Linked DNA regions of Homo sapiens: region 1 is linked to region 2. A link is an interaction called in ENCODE POLR2A ChIA-PET data of the cell type or tissue named here. Cell type or tissue: GM12878. All regions are shown on one strand. Links, peaks and the distances in the headings refer to the core of each region. The heading gives the core; the rest is flanking DNA.

What was found. ChIA-PET counts read pairs that join two places held together with the same protein. Peaks named below come from ENCODE experiments on the same cell type or tissue, not always from the same donor. Only the 100,000 strongest peaks of a DNase experiment are listed, where the experiment ranks them.
Region 1: POLR2A ChIA-PET joins it to region 2 with 5 read pairs; 2 of 35 experiments call an interaction of 5 or more read pairs at or near these places.

Annotation. Positions count from the first base shown.
Region 1 is chr9:37,399,634-37,405,019 of GRCh38, forward strand. No RefSeq gene overlaps it. Among named protein-coding and RNA genes, the nearest start is that of LINC01627, 7.5 kb to the left of the region's middle. RefSeq lists an enhancer at 3,456-3,625. In GM12878, for the core only: no CTCF peak of the experiment used is centred there; a DNase peak (open chromatin) is centred at 3,198; H3K27ac peaks cover 5,000 bases.
Region 2 is chr9:37,270,533-37,275,918 of GRCh38, forward strand. All of the region lies in intron 2 of ZCCHC7 (zinc finger CCHC-type containing 7), which reads left to right. Among named protein-coding and RNA genes, the nearest start is that of LINC01627, 120 kb to the right of the region's middle. In GM12878, for the core only: no CTCF peak of the experiment used is centred there; no DNase peak of the experiment used is centred there.

The DNA of each region.
Region 1 (5,386 bases), core at 185-5,184, 130 kb after region 2:
TTAACCCTCTGGAAAGGGAAAGATGGGTGCCCTGTTTACCACTGTGGGTGATACGGTCTTGAAAACACTTATGCCTGTTGACCCAGCAGTCCCACCTCTGGAATTTATCCTAAGGAAACAAATGAAGAGATGTGAAAGACATATGTTCAAGGCTGCTAATCTCAGGGGAGCTTTTAAATTTAACTTTAATTTGTATCAAGTTATACATGCACATGATTTCAAAGGTCAAAAAATTCTACAAGATTTGTTACAAAAATCAGCAATTCCCTGAAGCCACTCCCCCAGTCATGGCCCTGCTCTGCTTTTTCAGTCCCAGAGATACTTTTTTTTTTTTTTTCTTTTTTGAGACAGGGTCTCACTCTGTCTCCCAGGCTGGAGTGCAGTGGCATGATCTCGGCTCACTGTAGCTTCGACCTCCAGGGTACAAGTGATTTTCCCTTCTCAGCCTCCTGAGTAGTGGGAACCACAGGCATGTGCCACCATGCCCAGCTAACTTTTATCATTTATCCTAGACAGGGGTCTCCCTGTGTTGCCCAAGCTGGTCTTGAACTCCTAGGCTCAAGCAGTCCTCCTGCCTTGGCCTCCCAAACTGTTGGGATTGCAAGCATGAGCCACCATACACAGCCTCAGAGATACTATTTCAATCCTTTAAGTATTTAGTGTATTTTCTCTAAATACCATGCTTATATTGCTACTTCTTGATTTTTCAGGTTTATACATTATATAGTGATTTTTCATTATGGAAGGGGAGAATTTGGCTCTCATCAATCACTCACTCACAATACCCCCCACCCTGGAACAAAACGCATATTAATACATGTATTCCCACCCCCCACAGCCTCCCAATATAGTTATTTGTCATTCTGATCAGATCAATATTCGTTATTTGCTTTATTCTGACTGCAAATCTGTTTTCAAGATTTTCAGAGTTAATAATTGTCTTGCTTTTTTTTTTTTTTTTTTTTGAGACAGAATCTCTCTCTGTCCCCCAGACGGGAGTTTAATGGCACAGTCTTGGCTCACTGAAGCCTCCACCTCCCAAGTTCAAGTGATTCTCCTATCTCAGCCTCCTGAGTAGCTGGGACTACAGGCACGCGCCACCAAGCCCAGCTAATTTTTGTACTTTCAGTAGAGATGGGGTTTTGCCATGTTGGCCACACTGGTCTCAAACTCCTGACCTCAGATGATCCACAGCCTCAGCCTCCCAGAGTGCTGGAATTACAGGTGCGAGCCACTCTACCCGGCCCAATTGTCTCGTTTTTACCATTGGCTTGGTTTACTAATTTTCGTCACTAATTTAACTACAAACTCTTTCTTTCAGAATTTTGAACATATTCCTCCATCATGTTCCGGTTCCCACTGACGCTGTTAAAGAATCCAGTGCCATTCGGATCCATGATCCTTTGTATGAAATCCACTTTTTCTCTGCAAACTTGTAGGATATTTTCTTCATGCCAGATACTTGTGTTCTTCAATTCTGGGTTTTTGAAAACAAAATATTTTTAAAATTACTTTCTTCTTTCTTTTTTTTTAGGACAGAGTCTCACTCCGTCGCCCAGGCTAGAGTGCAGTGGTGTGATCCCAGCTCATTGCAGCCTCAAACCCCTAGGCTCAAGTGATTCTCCCACCTCAGCCCCCCAGGTAGCTAGGACTACAGGTGTGTGCCACCAGTCCTGGCTAATTTTTTAATTTTTTTTTTGAAAACACTTATGCCTATTGACCCAGCAGGTGTGTGCCGCTATGCGTGGCTCATTTTTTATTTTATTTTATTTTATTTTATTTATTTTTGCAGAAGCCATTGATACCATCTAGCTAAGCTAGGTTGAAGATACTTTGGACTCGACAATTCTATATTAGGATACATGCCCTAGAACATCTCTCCCGTGCATGCACAAAAAGATATTGATGCCTGTAATCCCAGTGCTTTGGGAGGCCAAGGCAGAACGATCACTTGAGGTAAGAAGTTTGAGACCAGCCTGGGCAACATAACAAGACACTGTTTTTACAAAAAAAAATTAAAAATGAGCCAGGCATAGAGGCATGCACCTGTAGTCTTGGCACTCAGGAGGCTGAGGTGGAAGGATAACATGAGCCCAAGAGTTTGAAGTTACAGTAACTATGATCATGCTGCTGTATTCCAGCCTGGGTGACAGAACAAGACACTGACTTAAAAAAAAAAAAAAAAAAGACATTTACAAGAATGCTATGGCAACGTTGTTTATAAGGACAAATACAAGAGAAAGATATAATAAATACTTATTGACAGGGGAATGAATAAAGATGGCACAGTTATACAAAACATATACAATATTGAGTAAATACACAAGACATATAAGGATGCCATGACATACACAAGACATACACAGCCAGCCATGGTGGCTCACACCTGTAATCCCAGCACTTTGGAAGGCTGAGGCAAGAGGATCACTTGAGCTCAGGAGTTCAAGACCAGCCTGAGCAACATCACAAGACCTTGTCTCTACTTAAAAAAAAAAAAAAAAAAAAAAAAATTGGCCGGGCGCGGTGGCTTACGCCTGTAATCCCAGCACTTTGGGAGGCCAAGGCGGGAGGATCACAAGGTCAGGAGATCGAGACCATCCTGGATAAAATGGTGAAACCCCATCTCTACCAAAAAAAAAAAAAAAACAAAAAAATTAGCTGGGCGTGGTGGCAGGCGCCTATAGTCCCAGCTACTCGGGAGGCTGAGGCAGGAGACTGGCGTGAACCCGGGAGTCGGAGCTTGCAGTGAGTGGAGATTACACCACTGCACCCCAGCCTGGGCAACAGAGCGAGACTCCGTCTCAAAAAAAAAAAAAAATTAACTAGGCTTGGTGGTGTGCACCTGTAGTCCTGGCCACTCAGGAGGCTGAGATGGGAGGTTTGCTTGAGCCTGAGGAATTTGAGGCTGCAGCAAGCTATGATTGCACCACTGCGCTCTAGCCTGCGGGACAGAGCAAGACCCCATCTCAAAAAAGAAGAAAGGGGAAAAAATTGCAATCCTACTTAAAATTGCAATATTCCACCACCCCTGCCTCTCCAGCTTCCCTTATTTTTTCCCTCTGTACTTCTCACGTTGTAACATATTAATAATGTATCTCAGTTTCATACCTTTTGTTTATGGTTTGGCTCACCCCACCAGAATGTGTGTCCCATGAGAGCAGTAATCCTCTCTGTTGTTTACGGATGTTCCCAGGGCTTAGGTTGGTGCCTCACATACAGTAGGTTCTCAATATGTATATGTTTGTGAGTTTATGAATGAATAAAAGACAGAAACCGCTACTGAAAGTTTAAAACCATGCAAAGCAATACCACTTATCATTTATGGATAAACACGCAGTTCAGGTTTGGGTTACCCCTGGTGACAGAGGTGGGGAACAGGATCAGGAAGGGACACCCAAGAGTCTTCCAGTGTCCCCGTAAGATTTATTTCCTAAGCAGGGCAATAGAGATGGAAATGTTTGTTATATTATTATCAACAAGTTTTGCATGGCAGAGAAATTCTACAGCTTGAAAAAAAAGAAAAAAAAAAGGAACAGCCAGCACCTGCAGCAGGTGTTAGAGTTTCCCAGGGTTTTTCCACATGACCTCATGGGACAGGGGTGCACAGGGGGCTTCCTGTAAACCCAGCTCAGAGCCAGGTGGGGCCTGGGACTGGGGGTTCTTCCAGAGCTCCCTAACAGGGGGGAAATCCCAGTCAGATCAAGAGAGGAAGGGGCAGCCTAGGAGGCCACCTCTTCTGGGTGAGATGGGGAGAGTGGGCCAGAATGAAGCTTGATCTTACACTGTCTTAGTAACAGCCCAACAAGTTCTAGCCCGTTGCCCAGGTAGAGCCGATTTATCAAGACAGGGGAATTGCAATAGAAAGAGTTTAATACATGTAGAGCTGGCTAAACAGGAGACTGGAATTTATTATTACTTAAATCAGCCCCTCGAAAATTCAAAAATGGGTCTTTTAAGGATGATTCAGCAGGTCTGGGACCAGGGATTGGGGAGTGCGTATTGGTCAGACTGAAGATGAAATCATACGGGGGTTGAAGTCGATTTTTTTTTTTTTTTTTTTTTTTTTGGAGATAGAGTCTCCCTCTGTCACCCAGGCTAGAGTGTGGTGGCGCGTTCTCGGCACACTGCAGCCTCTGCCTCCCGGGTTCAAGCAATTCTCCTGCCTCAGCCTCCCAAGTAGCTGGGATTACAGACATGCGCTACCATGCCCGGCTAATTTTTGTATTTTTAGTAAAGATGAGGTTTCACCATGTTGGCCAGGCTGGTGTCGAACTCCTAACCTCAAATGATCTGCCCACCTCGGCCTCCCAAAGTGTTGGGATTACAGGCGTGAATCATCCGCCTGAAGTGGATTCTTGCTGTCTTCTGTTCCTGGGTAGGATCGCAGAACTGGTTGAGCCAGATTACAGGCCTGGGTGGCACCAGTTTGTGCATCAGAGTGCATCAGCAGTGCAGGGTCTGAGAAATACCTCAAGTGCCAATCTTAGGTTTTACAATCGCGATGTTATCCCTAGGAGGAACTGGGAAGGTTCAGAATCTTGTAGCCAGCTGCGTGACTCCTAAACCATAATTTCAAATCTTATGGCTAACCTGTTAGTCTTACAAAGACAGTCTGGTCCTCAGGCAGGAAGGGGTTTGTTTAGGGAAAGGGCTGTTAGCATCTTTGTTTCAAAGTTAAACTATAAACTAAGTTCAGCCTATGCCCAGGAATGAACAGGGCAGCTTGGAGGTTAAAGGCAAGATGGAGTTGGTTAGGTCAGATCTCTTTCTCTGTCATAATTTTTTTGTTGTTTTTTTTTTTGAGTTGGAGCTTCGCTCTTGTTGCCCAGGCTGGAGTGCAGTGGTGCGATCTTGGCTCACTGCAACCTCCACCTCCCAGGTTCAAGCGATTCTCCTGCCTCAGCTTCCCAAGTAGCTGGGATTACAGGCACCTGCCCAGCTAATTTGTTCATATTTTTAGTAGAGACGGGGTTTCACCATATTGGCCAGGCTGGTCTCAAACTCCTGACCTCAGGTGATCCGCCTGCCTTGGCCTCCCAAAGTGCTGGGATAACAGGTGTGAGCCACCGTGCCCGGCCTCTGTCATAATTTTCGCAAAGGTGGTTTCATCTTTATCCAAGAGTAGGGACTTGCCGCTGGATCCCCCTGTCAGACACACGCTGCTGTGAGTCAGCTCTGGATTCCGCTTTAGGACACCTGGGAGCTGTCCCAGTTCAGAATCTGATTCCCTGTTGGAAGCTCTGCCCAGAATTTCTCAAAACTCAGTCTGCATCCTGGCCCCCACCCCCATGAATAATGGGGAGAATAAATGTGAACCCGGTTTTGTCTACATCATAGGGCTGCTGTGAGAATCAAAAAGGGTGAAAAAAAACCTCCCTGCCGGTAG
Region 2 (5,386 bases), core at 124-5,123:
ATACAAAATTAGCTGGGCACATTTCTGTAATCCCAACTACTTGGGAGGCTGAGGCAGGAGAATCGCTTGAACCTGGGAGGTGGAGGTTGCAGTGAGCCAAGATCGCGTCACTGCACTCCAGCCTGGGCAACAAGAGCGAAACTTTGTCTCAAAAAAAAAAAAAAGAAAAGAAAAAGACCTCCTAGGGAATTTTAATGTTTCAAAATAAGAATTTTTCTTTTCCCACAATCTCCTCTTTAAAGAGGCCATCATTGAAAGTAGTTTCCAGCAATAATAAAAAAAAAAAATAGTAGTAGAAGAGGAGGAGCCATTACTTTCATTTCTGTTCATTCTGAAGAAACAGAGATGACTCTTTCTGTATAACTCAAATTCTTAAAAGAAACCCTTGATATATAGTGTCAATTATATGAACTCTACCTCAGGGTACCTAAAAAAAGAATGTTTGGTTACCCGAATGAGGGGGAGGTTTTCCTTTAGAGAGAAGTATTGGTGCCAACAAATGAAAAAGGAATAGTTTGAACACCACATTTTGCAACTCCTAATGAAATAATGGATTTAAAGAATTATCGATGGCTGCTTATTTGACAAAAAGAGACACCTGACATTGTGCCACTTCAGAGAACACAGTGCTTACCTAGAAGTATTCTTTCCAAAATTTAAAAAATGATCTAATCTACATATAATCAGGCTTCTAGATCCAACTACAAGTTTATAGGAAATATAAAGACTATCTCATGAAAATACAATCAGCAAAATCCAGAATGTGTTAAACTCTACAGGATATCACTTCATTTCTTTAACAAATAATTGCATGGAAAAGAGGGAGGTGGACTGAAGGGAAGAAATATGGAAGGGGGAAACTACAGATTCAGGGACTTAGTTTATTACAATGGACCTTTTTGGGATCTTATAAAGCATATATATTTATCAGGTAATTATAGAAATTTGAACACTGATGAACATCTGATTAGTTATTGTTGGTTTTTAAATATATGATATTGTATTATGGTTACATTTAAAAGAGTCCTTATTTATCATTTGTTTGTTTGTTTGTTGAGACATAGTCTTGCACTGTTGCCCAGGCTAGAGTGCAGTGGCACAATCTCGGCTCACTGCAACCTCCGCCCTCCAGGTTCAAGCAATTCTCATGTCTCAGCCTCCTGAGTAGCTGGGACTGTGGGGGTGCGCCAACATGCCTGGCTAATTTTTGTATTTTTAGGAGAGTCGAGGTTTCACCATGTTGGCCAGGCTGGTCTCAAACTCCTGACCCCAAGTGATCTGCCCGCCTCAGCCTCCCAAATTGCTGGGATTATATGCGTGAGTCACTGCGCCCGGCCATTATTTATCTTTTAGACATAGCATGCTGAAATTTTTGCAGATAAAATGTTTTGCTTAACAATAGTTCAGTAGAGGACAAGGGTAAGTGGGTAGGGATACAGATGAAATAAGATTGGCTGTGAATTAAGAATTGTTAAAGCTGGAACTTTGGGAGTTTATTATACTATTTTTTCAACTTTCATATGTTTGAAGTTTTCCAAAATAGTGAATGAGTAAGAACACACACAGACATTATACAGAGGGGAAGTGTCATTAATGATTTTATCTACTATACCTTTTTGTATCAGAAGATCTGGAGAAGAAACAGAAATATTAAAGTTTATTTCCATGAATAATCCCTTTACTTTCATAAATATCTGCTGGGCCTGGTGATTTGACCAGTAAATGGGATTTATCTTTTTGTGTAGCCAATAAATTGGCTCTTTAATCTTTTCTCATTCACGTTAACTTTCTCTTACCCTGTAAAGTGTGTTGAATTTAATGTTTATTATTCCTATGAGTTGGGGAATTGGTATAAAATACATACATAAAACGTGTAAGAAAAATTATAAATTGAACACCTATGTAACCATCACCCGGGTCAAGAAATAGGACCCTTTACATGTTTCAAAGCTGTGTGGTAAAAAAAAAAAAAAAAAAAAAAAGAAAGAAAGGACCTGGGCAGTACTGCTGACGCACATCCCTTCTCCACCACATACTTCATTCCTCCCCTCTTTCATATATATGTGAATATTCATCACCCTAATATTTATGGAAATCAATCACTTCTTTGCTTTTTATTTTTTCTCTTCTCTTAACGGTATAGTTTGTCTTCCCTCTCGTGTTCTTCATACTTTTACTGTATATTCATGTATGTATAATATTATTTTGCACATTTGCAGACTTAATTAGCACTATTCCGTACGTATTCTTCTAAACTTATCTGCACTCTGCATCCCATAGGGTTTCCTTTATACTGATATGTGTAGCTGTAATTCATTCCTTTTTTAACTACTGTATAGTATTCTATTGTATGATTGCACCACCAATGTATTCGTTCTCTTACTGATGGACATTTAAATTTTTGGAAGTTTTTTGCAGTTATAAACAAAGCTGCTAAGGATATTCTTGTGCATATCTCTTGGTGCATGTATATGAGAGTTTCAGTAGAGCAGGGGTTGGCAAACTGGCCCACAGGCCAACTGCCTCTGTTTTTATAAATAAAACTTTTAAACAGTTATTCTCATTTGTGTATATATTGTCTGTGGCTGTTTTCGGCCCATAATGGTAGAGTTGTGTAGTTGGCAACAGAGACATTATGGCACACAAGCCTAAAATATTTACTACATGGCCCTTTAAGAAAAAGTGTCCTGGCTGGGCGCGGTGGCTCACACCTGTAATCCCAGCACTTTGGGAGGCCGAGGTGGGCAGATCACAAGGTCAGGAGATTGAGACCATCCTGGCTAACACAGTGAAACCCTGTCTCTACTAAAAATACAAAAAATTAGCCAGGCATGGTGGCGGGTGCCTGTAGTCCCAGCTACTCAGGAGGCCGAGGCAGGAGAATGGCGTGAACCTGGGAGGTGGAGCTTGCAGTGAGCTGAGATCGCGCCACTGCACTCCAGCCTGGGCAACAGAGCGAGACTCCGTCTCGAAAAGAAAAGAAAAAGAAAGGGTGTCCTGACACCTACTCTTAGAGTGTATAGCTTGGAGTAGAATTATTAGATCTCCTCAGCAAGGGTAATCATCAACTGTACTGGACTTGGCAAAGTATCCTGCAGGAATTATTATATGAATTCTTACCTCCTGGTCAATATTTGGTGGTGTTAAAATTTTGTTTTGCATTCATATCTCACTATTTATATTGCTGTTTCTCTGATTACTAGTCAGGCTGAACACAGTTTCAAATGTTTATTGAATCTTGCATATTTTTCTGTTGATTGCCTGTTCATATTTTTTGCCCATATTCCCTATGTGTTTTTTTTCTCAGAGATATGTGGGAATTTTTTTTATATGTTCCAGATATGAACACTTTGTTGGTCATATGCATTACCAATATTTCCTCCCAACCTGTGGCTTGTCCTTTAAGTTTTCTTAGTGATGTCTTCTAAAAAACCAGAACACTTTTTATTGGAAATAATTTCAAATTTTAAAAAGTTGCAAAAATAAAAATGGTACTCTTAACCCATTTTCTGTTTAGAAAAAAACAAATACAGCTTGCTGCCAGTGCATTTTTCATCAGGACAAATGAGAAATTGGCATACCTGTGTAGCCTTTATCCAGTCACTTATTATTTACATTTTACTCCATTAGCTTTATAATCATTTGTGTGCTTGCTCACTCTTCATGTATATGTATGTGTATATTTGAATATGCATATACACACAATTCTGAACCATTTGAGATTAGAGCACATATATTATGCTTGGCTTTCATGAGTGTATAGTGATATAATTTTATGAAAATTACCATATCTAATTTCTTTTTTTTTTTTTTTTTTTTTTTTTTGAGATGGAGTCTTGCTCTGTTGCTCAGGCAGGAGCACAGTGGTGTGATCTTGGCCCACTGCAGCCTCCACCTCCCAGGTTTAAGTGATTCTCCTGCCTCAGCCTCCTAAGTAGCTGGAGTCACAGGTGCGTGCCACCATGCCCGGCTAATTTTTGTAATTTAGTAGAGATGGGGTTTCACTATGTTGGCCAGGCTGGTCTTGAACTCCTGACCTCAAGTGATCTGCCTGCCTCAGCCTCCCAAAGTGTTGGGATTACAGGCATGAGCCACCATGCCCAGCCTCTAATTTCTTAATGGTTCCTCTTCCTGTTTAAAAGTTTTTAATGTTAATGTAGTTATTTACTCAATCTTTTCCTTTATGGTCTGTATCTTTTAAATTCTTTCCCATATCTGAGTTTTAAAAATATTTGCTGTATTTTCTCATATGATTGTTAAAATCTTGCTTTCCATATTTAGGAATGTAATCTACTTTGTTTTTTTTTTATATAGTGAGAGATGAATACCAATTTTGTTTTATCCCATTGTCCCAGCACCATTTATTGAATAAATTGTTTCCTTTGTTTATAGTGACACCTATATGGTGTATCAAGTTTATGCATGCAGGTCGTTGGGCTACGTGATTGACTGTTCATGTACTTAGATCACACTGTCTTAAAAATTAGAGCTTTATACTAATTATTGATATCTGCCTGGCAAGTCTTTCTAGCATGTTCTTCTCAAATTTAACATTTACTTTGATAAATAGTTACATAGCAACAATTCATGTAATCATCACATACTCAAAATACAAGATATTACCAGCATAGTGAAACCCATGCTCTCAGGATGTTGCACCCTTGCAGTAACCTTCTCCTTCTCCCAACAGTTGGGCCTTATCCTGACTTTTGTGGCAGTACTTCCTTGATTTTCTTTGTAGTTTTGTCACTGATAACTTCTCCTAATCTATATTGTCTAGTTTTCCTTTTTTTTTTTTTTTTTTGAGCTTTATATTCATGGATGCATCCAGGAGATATAATTTTGTATACATCAGGCTTCCTTAATAAAACATTATAAAGCTGTGGTTCATTTTTTTGTTTTTTAGTTGATGTGGGATATTTTATTTTGTGACTATACCAGAGTTTATTCACTCTGCTCTAAGTGAGCATTTTGGCTATTGTTAACCAGTGTTTCTCTTAATATGCATGTTTTGGGTTAATTTCAGGTAATACATGTAGGAGTAGAATTGTTTTTCCCTATGGTATGTTTATCTTCCACTTTAACATGGAATGGCAGACTCTTTTTTCTTTTCTTTTTTTGTTTTTTGAAACGGAGTTTCACTCTTGTCACCCAGGCTGGATTGCAATGGCGTGATCTCAGCTCACTGTAACCTCCGCCTCCCAGGTTCAAGCGATTCTCCTGTCTCAGCGTCCCAAGTAGCTGAGATTACAGGCACCCACCACCATGCCTGGCTAATTTTTTTTATTTTTATTTTTAGTAGACACGGAGTTTCACCATGTTGGCCAAAGCTGGTCTTGAACTCCTGACCTCAGGTGATCCGCCTGCCTCAGCCTCCCAAAGTGCT